3 separate regions of the Homo sapiens genome follow, and regions 1 and 2 are each linked to region 3. Evidence: chromatin contacts called from ENCODE Hi-C data. All regions are on one chromosome and are shown on one strand. Each heading gives the region's core, a stretch centred on a gene start or an enhancer-like site at or near the end of the contact. The rest is flanking DNA. Distances are from core to core; before and after follow the strand shown. Region 1 overlaps TCF4 (transcription factor 4). Region 2 overlaps TCF4 (transcription factor 4). Region 3 holds the start of POLI (DNA polymerase iota).

The links. Hi-C counts contacts between places; a loop is a spot of excess contacts on that map. Pooled maps may share reads with other maps.
Region 1: a loop to region 3 is called in a map with no recorded cell type, with 6 times the contacts of the local background. The contact joins the enhancer-like site here to the promoter of POLI in region 3. A Hi-C loop is called at or near these places in 18 of 37 single-sample maps with no recorded cell type and 5 of 50 pooled maps.
Region 2: a loop to region 3 is called in a map with no recorded cell type, with 2.3 times the contacts of the local background. The contact joins the enhancer-like site here to the promoter of POLI in region 3. A Hi-C loop is called at or near these places in 6 of 37 single-sample maps with no recorded cell type and 6 of 50 pooled maps.

Annotation. Positions count from the first base shown.
Region 1 is chr18:55,266,863-55,269,618 of GRCh38, reverse strand. The region is part of intron 11 of TCF4 (transcription factor 4); the gene reads left to right. Among named protein-coding and RNA genes, the nearest start is that of LINC01929, 140 kb to the right of the region's middle. RefSeq lists enhancers at 1-417, 1,029-1,078, 1,129-1,358, 2,748-2,756 and a silencer at 619-668. Within about 2 kb of position 1,323, at least 4 of the 41 ENCODE cell types and tissues checked have a DNase peak (open chromatin) inside an H3K27ac peak, as active enhancers do.
Region 2 is chr18:55,242,762-55,245,700 of GRCh38, reverse strand. The region is part of intron 15 of TCF4 (transcription factor 4); the gene reads left to right. Among named protein-coding and RNA genes, the nearest start is that of LINC01929, 120 kb to the right of the region's middle. Within about 2 kb of position 1,565, at least 6 of the 41 ENCODE cell types and tissues checked have a DNase peak (open chromatin) inside an H3K27ac peak, as active enhancers do.
Region 3 is chr18:54,268,084-54,271,026 of GRCh38, reverse strand. POLI (DNA polymerase iota) reads right to left here and starts at 1,510. Exons shown (of 10, transcript NM_007195.3): 1 at 1,366-1,510. The coding sequence starts at 1,480. LOC124904307 (a long non-coding RNA gene) reads left to right here and starts at 1,122. Exons shown (of 2, transcript XR_007066379.1): 1 at 1,122-1,201. RefSeq lists enhancers at 1,029-1,078, 1,609-1,738, 1,999-2,148 and a silencer at 1,149-1,398.

The DNA.
Region 1 (2,756 bases), core at 74-2,573, 1.0 Mb before region 3:
TTCTACGTTGCAAGTCATTAGATTGAACAAGGGTTCAAACAGACCAAAACTATCTTGTTCCTCACATTCAAAAAGAGTGAACAAAGTCATAAGATGAGCCATCAGTGACTAGTGAGCTACAAAGCAGAATAGCTCTTAATGGTAGTTATTGACCACTTCCCAAAATTCCAGTCATTGTGCTAGGCTCTTATCCATGATGTGCCACTGTCTTCCGAGGACTGGTTAATGTGAAATTCTCAGGTGACTGCTAATAACTACATGAGGTTAATCTCCTGGAGAATGTGACACTGTGGAGTCCCTCAGAGGGGAAGAAGTATTTGTTCACTTATGAGAGAGGAGATGCGTGGGCATCAGTTGGCCAGAAATTATTTGCTGCTTTTTTAAATTAATTAATTAATTAATTTTTACCAAGGACATTTACTAATGAGTTAAGGTCCAAGAAGAATGCTGTTCCCATGAACTGAGCCATCATCCTCTCATTTCTTGTGATGTTCACTGTAGTCTTTTCCATAGGTGGTTCCCCAGTCAGTATTCCCACTTTGAGGAATGAACTGGGCTGGATGTCCAGCTGCCCCTGGAGGGAAGAGGTGGAGTTGGTGGGGAGATAGCTACCTGCTTCTGAACCAGCTTTGACACCTTGTTGTTCAGATGAGCAGCACAGCTTAGTGCCCCAGGGTCTTATTAAAACCTCAGACTTCTCAGGTAGTCACTTTCTGCGGTTATAGCTCAAACTAACTCCTTGCTTGGCCTGAATGTCACTGTCAGAGCGTCGGTGGGGAGAATACTCAGTGTATGTCTTTGAGAGAAGATGGCGCAACAGAATAATGCTGCTGTTGAGTCCTCTTAGCTCTTTGCACTTGTTTTCTTTAGAGAGTGTGTAGAATTTGGGGAAGTGGCGTGAATCACTTATGTAGGAAAGTTTTTGATGTTGGAGGAGAGATGTGTTTTGAAATGTTGGAAATATAATTTCTGCCTCAATAATGCCCTCCCTGCGTATTCAATAATATATCTCACACTTGAGATGAGCTATCTCGCAGCCTCTCCACTCCGCTATCCTGTCTAAGAAGCAAATTGAGGAGAGAGTTTCCATTTTTTTTAACTTTTCCTAACCAAGCTTCTACAAATATGTTGCATCAGTTTGACCTTGGAGAGCTACAGACAGAGGTCACATGGGGAAGTTTGTTAGCTATCAATGCAGTTTTGGCAGATTTGAAAAACAAGAAGAAAGAAAGCAGTGCAGAACTGAAAGAGTGAGAAAAGCATATTTCACTTCAGTGTGGTTTGACAAATGGAAAGCCCCTTTCTGCAGTCATGAGGTCTGGTTATAAAGAAGGATGACCGGTCATTCATCCTTTTACAAGACAGATTTCCTGTCTACTTGTGGTTTGAGTAATTTTCTTTTTTAGGAAGGTATGAAGGTGGAGCAGAACCTTGAGTTGAGGAAAACATACTTAGGCTCTGTTTGAAAAAAAACTTTTTCTGATTGATTTGCAAAACAGTCCTCTTGAGAGAGAGGCACTATGACTTGGAAGGGACATATCAGGAAATAGGGTGGTTATCTCCATGAGCTGTAGACAGCTTAGCCACAGCTCTCAGTGGGAATGAGTTTTGCTTGGTTTTAGCTGGTCATCTTCATTAGTTTGTGGATGAACAGGAGAATCTACTTGTTGGTCTAGCCAGAGTGGAGCAATAGGTGACTTCTATATGCTGAGAATAGACTTAACTTGTTAAAAACCATAGGGCCTTATTTAAGGGTCTTGACAATAATAAAGGAGCTATAATTTAAAAACAAAAGTATGAGATTTTTAGAACCCAGAAAAGGGCTTTTTAGAAATTTATTTCATACATTATTTTACAATAATGGATGCACTTGTCAAAATCCACTAGCGGAATGAGAAAAAGATGCATAATCTTTAAGGAAATAGGTAGACATGGTAATTCAGCATTTTGGAGGAGCAAACCTTTATTATTATGCATAGATACAGATATTACTTTAAGGTTACTTTAAGGGAGAACATTCTAGAATGTTTTTCTTTAAAATAATATGTTCACCAATTGCGTACGTGAAAATGCAGAGGAAAATTTAAGCATAATAAGCCTTAGTATTGCGTGATGTCTGAGTGGCCCATGTTTTTTCACACTTAAGTTCTCTTAGGCTTTGGTTTGATTTTTTGAGTGTGGTAGAAGTCAGTGATGGCAGCGTGTCTGTATAACAAGAAGAGAAGCTTTCTCTTCTGATGTTAGTGATACTACCCTAACAAACAGTATGGATTAATAGGATACATCTGCAGACTTTTGAAAATATTTGGCATATACTCACTCATTCTGAAACGCAGGAAGTAAAGAAATATTACGTTGCCTGTATCTCAAAGAACAAACAGAGCTAATTAAATAATTGGCAAATAGGGAACACATAGCCTGACACATGTTTGAGATTACACACGATTCTGTAGAAAATGACTGTAAGCAATACTAATGCCTTAAGAATGGGGTTCGAGCACTAACACATGGACATCACATTTTTCACGTTTTCCTGGTAAAAAGTTGCAAGACAGTGCAGTCTTTTCATACATGGTGTTGATGTCTTAGGAAGCTGCTTTTTCAGTTCAGAAGAGGGCTGCTGCCCTTCGTCTCAGTGTCATGTTATAATATGTCTTTCTGGTGGTCAGCAGTTGTCCTGAACTGACACTAGAACAACGCAGTGCATGTGGGGTGAGATACAAGCTCTAGAACTCTCGGAAGGGAACCTCTCTGTA
Region 2 (2,939 bases), core at 316-2,815, 970 kb before region 3:
ATAGAAAAGGCGTTTCAGAGCCATATAATAAACATGATTTAAAACCAAAAACAGAAAATAAAGGCTCATGCACCTAAATGGAAGTAAGAAAACTGCCTGATGATACCAGTCCTTGCAGCTTGCCAGCCAGGGCTGCATTGGGTGAAAAGCCCCTCCACAGCACGGCAGCTCCAGCAGTTGGCTCGAATATTTCACATGAGAGTCCACAGGAAGAGCGAGCTTTCATGTATATTTTTTACATCCAAATTAAGTTAACTCATGGAATTTTCCACCCTTAGGAATTAAAGTAGCAACTCATGAAGTAATTCAGTTATGTCATTCATACCAAAACAGAAAATACTGGAGCAACTTGGCACTGTTTAAAAGCCAAGATTAGGCCTTGGCCATTTTATATTTTTTCACATTCCATGGCCGTTGTGTTATTTTAACTTTTATTATGGCTGTAAATTTTTCAAATCAAAAGTATCTTAATTGCTTAGAAAACAGAAGTTGAAAATGGGTTCATAGTAAGAAGAGGGTTTAGGCAAAGCAGCTTTAGGAGTGAGAACTGAAAAAAAGCTGTAGCATTACATTTTCTGTAATGCGAGGGTTCTACCTATTTGGTTGACATTCACAGTTGTGCATAATTATAGCTTCCTCTATATCCATAAATCATCTTAGAACTATAAAGTTGAGTTTAACCAAAAGATCTGTCCAATATTAGTGAAATGACATCTTTAGGGAAGCATTGTCCTGATACAATAGCCACATTCATTTTAAAGCAGTTAATTGGACACATTGTCAAAAACCACGGTATTGAGTTTCCACATTTTAATTTCACATTTGCCTTCTCCCTGGCTTCTGCACACGGACGGGTCTCTTTTGGAGCTGAAAGTGTGTGAAAGTTATTGGAGAATGGTAGTCTCTGGGTAATGTTTCTGTAAGCTGCCCAAAATTTTCCCCCTGTAGTCTAGATGGGAAACAGCTGGTATTTGTTTAAAAAGCTGTTTTGCAAAATGTCTAAACCTTGAGATATAGAACTGAGGTCACCATTAAAGCAGGTGCTTAAGAGCAAGTGAGAAAGACTTCAGAGGCCGACTGGCTCTGGAATCTTCTGCAGGGCACTTCCTATTAGAAGAAAAAGTGTTGAAGTTTGCTCCTTTATTTAGGACACGGCTATAAGTATTAATAAGTAAGTGCACTAGCAATACTACTAGAAATTGAGTATTTTTGAACATAGCCAGCCCTCAAGTGAATAATTAGCTCAGTATGAAAGGAACTAAAATGGTCATTTTTCTCACAGGGCTTCAAGATACAAGAGCCCAAGGCGCTCTAGTCTCCTTTGGGTGTTTGAATTTCCTCTTTAAACACACCAACAGTAAAAGAACTACTATTTCAAATAAGCAGTACCATAACTGACTATATCTTCCAAGGTTTTGGATGCAATCTAAGGGAAAGGGGGAAAAGAGACCCGACTTGGCAAGACCCGTACCGAAGCAGTCTGGAAAAAAAGCAAAGCAAAAAACATGTGGAACCACTAAAGGCCAGTGCACGTCAGGTATCCACCAGTCTGAAGATGAAAGGAAGTAAGCCTCCTCCCCTGGGAGCTGGAGGTTATTAGCAGCTGTTTATCCAGTCGGGAATAGAGATTAACATTGTACTTTTTTTTTAAGAACTAGAAGAAAATTTGTTTGGGAAGTTGGCTTTTCATATCAAGTCACTGTGCTTTGCCAAAAAAAACTTCCTTTCTCAGAACTCATGTACTAGCATTGAGCAATGTTATGATTCTCTGAGAAACTCTGAATTACCAAAAAGTCTTTCTCCATTAAATAGAACAGAAAAGGACAGAGAAATGGGTGAACGTTTGCCATTGACACATTGCAGTTGTACTCTTTACCATGTGAAATTTGCCGTTTGGTCTATTACCTGTTCTCCAACCTGACTCTAAATGGGACACTCTGCCCTCTACCCCTCACACGTACCCTCACAACTTAATCATTGCCACTCTAAGGTGCACACAATGGGTTCTGCAGATACCTACTGCTTGCAAAAAGACCTTTCATGAGATATTGGGGAAACTGCCTAGTACTCTGGGTGCTTTATTCTCAAAAAACAAACAAACAAACAAACAAAAAACGAGTTGGATATAGGTATTTTTCCCCTGATTTAATGCTACTCTTAATGTCATTTTCTTTTATTAAATCCTTTCTTCTGCTTTTGATCTTATTTATAGCAGAGCCACTGGTCATATGGAAACTATTACTGTATAGCTGCGAGATGAAAGACTTCATGGCAATTAAATAAGAGTGAATCATTTGGGCCAATAATACACACATACAGTGAGGTACCATTTGTGTCCAAAATGCCCTGTGTTGTTCACTTTGTAGCAAAGCCATTGAGCTTTACAAAGGGCTTTACAAAAATCTGCTTTTTGTCAGAAATATGTAGTCTGACAATATGAAAACACATGTTAACACACAGTCCTTAGCTGCTTGCTTCTTCACACATACACAGTATCTAAATCATGCCACTTATTGATATAAAATGAAATTTTCACTTAAATTTGGGATATTATTTAGTTGTGTTAAGCGTCAGCTCTTTAAAAATATATTTGGATAATCTATATCAAAATTCGACCCATCACTCAAAACCTGCCTAAAATGTCATGTTCTTCTTAAAGTAGTCCCTGGTTTCCTAAACGGGTATGACTTCATCATTTTTTAAAACCCTACATGACCTTGTACTCCTTTATGACATTCATCGTATTTTGCCTTGTATAGTAATATTATCCCATCATTAAAATATCAGTGCCTGGGCTAGGCGCGGTGGTTCAGGCCTGTAATCCCAGCACTTTGGGAAGCCAAGGCGGGAGGATCACAAGTTCAGGAGTTCGAGACCAGCCTAGCCAACATGGTGAAACCCCGTCTCTACTAAAAATACAAAAATTAGCTGGGCGTAAA
Region 3 (2,943 bases), core at 261-2,760:
AAAAGTTGAAATGACGTTGATTTTCACACAGCTTGAAAATTATTCTAAGCAGCATGCCCTTACATTTAAAACAAACAAACCAACAAAAACTGAAATACAAAATGGCAAAAGACAACCAGTGGGTACAAGTGTGGGCTATTTTTAGCTCCCATGGCAGCAGGATTATCTGGTTTAATGCTAAATCGCCAGTGCCTAAAACAGTGTCTAGGACATAACAGACCACCAATAAATATTCACTAAATTGAAAGACTGAATAGTTCTTTGATTTTAAAAAGTTGTTAGGTCATTATTTGTCGGGGAGGGAATGACAGAGGCGACTCCTTCTCTCAACACTGGCTAAAAACAAGACAGGCAAAATACAATACAATATTCTGGTTGGGATCCTGGAACAGAAAATGAACGTTAGCAGAAAAACTGGTAGAATATTAATAAAGCGTGTAGTTCAATTAATAGTATTATACCAATGTTAATTTCCTAGTTTTGACAAATGTACTGAGTTTATGTTAACACTAGGGGGATCTAGCTCTGCAACTTTCAGGTAAACCTAAAGTTCCAAAATTTAAAAGGCCAGGCACGATGGCTAACTACTGTAATCCCAATACTTTTCGAAGCTGAGGTGGAAGGATCGCTTGTGGCTGGAGTTTGAGACCAGCCTGGACAACACAGCTACACCTGATCTAAAAAAATCTGAAAATCAGCCAGGTGTGGTGGCACGTGCCTGCTGTCCCAGCTACTCGGGACGGAGAGGCTGGGGCGGAGGATCACTTGAGCCCAGGGGTTCGAGGCTGCAGGGAGACCTTGTCTCTAAATTAATGAATGAAACAAAACCAGCAGGAAATGAGAACCGGTGCCTTTACATCCAGGCCCTGAGGTGGGCGGTACAAGGTAAAGACCAGAGCTGGAAGTGGGTCACCGGAGACGTGACCACAGCGGACCTGACTCCGCCTAGGTTCTGAGCCATCCCTTCCTGCCAGGACTGAGATCCGGGTCCCACCTTCTGCCAAATGAGCGACAAGGTCCTCAACTTCTCCAAAGTTAAAAGGCCCAGAAGCCTCTGCAGTTTTCGTCGGGCTGGCTGAGGGATTCCCGCCCCACCTCGCCCCTCACAGAGGAAAGGACGGCGCAGATAAACCCTCGACACGTATTTGTAGTGTGGACGCGCCCCACCCTACTCCTGCTGGGTGAAGCCATTCCTCTAGAGGTACCCGCCGCGTAACACAAGGCAGAGGGAGGCAGCCCTCTCTTAGAGGAGCCGAGTGGGGCGGGGACGGTCGCGCCCCAGTGGCCGCCGCCCCGAGCGTCCGCCTGCCCCACCCTTCTCATTTACACCCAAGGAGGCCGCTGGCTCCTCTGGCTGCGGCGCACCCTGCGAGCTGGCTGCCGCCCCCACGTCCGCCAGTTCCATGGCCCAGGCCTCGGCGTCTTCCTCGTCGTCGTCGCCGCCGCCTTCCTCCTCCGGCTCCACCCCCAGCTTCTCCATCCCGCCGCTGCCAACCGCAGCGCTACTTCCGGCCGCTTCCGCCTGGTCTCCAGGGAAACCGGGGGACTACAGTCTCCAGTCGCTCTGTGCCTCTCGCCTGCGCAGTCGTGGCCGACCAGCCTGTTGCCCAGAGTGACACGCATGCCAAGGAATCGTGGAGGCCCACGTGCGGGAGTTTTTTCCCGCCGGGTGGAGGCCGGAAGCGGAGAGATTGAAAGCACAAATGGCTATTTTTTTTTTTTTTGAGACGGAGTTTCGTTCTTGTTGCTCAGGCTGGAGTGGGCAACAGTGACGCAATACCGGCTCACTGCAACCTCTGCCTCCCGGATTCAAGCGATTCTCCTGCCTCAGCCTCCCAAGTAGCTGGGATTAACAGGCATGCGCCATCACGCCCAGCTAATTTTTTTGTATTTAGTAGAGACGAGGTTTCACCATGTTGGTCAGGCTGGTTTCGAACTCCTGTCCTCAGGTGATCCACCCTCCTAGGCCTCCCAAAGTGTTGAGATCACAGGCATGAGCCACTGCGCCTGGCCTTTTTTTTTTTTTCTTGAAGGCTTTGGAGTTAGGCCCACATCACAAATTTTAGCGTTTTGTCTTTGTTCCATTCGGCTGTTAGCAAACTTGCAAATCCCTAGACCTGAGTGATTAATGTGATGGGGTGGGAAGGAGTGTAACTGATAGTAAAGACACAGGTGGCCTTGTAAACTCATATGATTAGCAACTATGTTAAGGTTTGCTGTGTTTTGTTTGTTGTTGTTTTATTTAAAGACACTGTGACGAATTCAACCACAGAATTTTTAACATCAAAACTGAATAGGATTTGATACATGAGTGTTGTAGTCAGACAAAATCTCCAATCCAGACCCTCCATCATGCTGTGTGACTTTGGGCAGGTTACATAACTGCTGTGAGCCTCAGTTGCTCTACTCTTAAAAAAAAAAAAAAGTATTGAGATTGAATGAATGGATAAAAGCTACCATATACTGTAATATCCTAATGTATATAAAACATGTGGCACATAGGAAGTGCTCAGTAAATGTCTATTCTCCTTGCCTTCTATTAGGATACCATGTGTGCATGTGTGTGTTGGTGTGTGTATGTGTATGTTTTACAATAGAGGAAATTTGGAAATTCCTCCATGCCTGTATGTATGTATATACACTATATCTGTATAAATACCCAAATTAACACATATGTTTGGTTTTTTATATGATTCTACTTCTTATCAAATAAAATATTAGAACCTTGAGAAACCCTTTAAAGCAGCCATTCCCAACCTTTTTGGCACCAGGGGCTGGTTTCATGGAAGACAATTTTTCCACAGACAGAAGGGAGGGGGATGGTTTTGGGATGATCCAAGTGCGTTACATTTGTTGTGCACTTTATTTCTATTATTATTACATTTTAATAGATAATGAGGTAGAATCAGTGGGAGCCCTGAGCGTGTTTTCCTGCAACTAGAC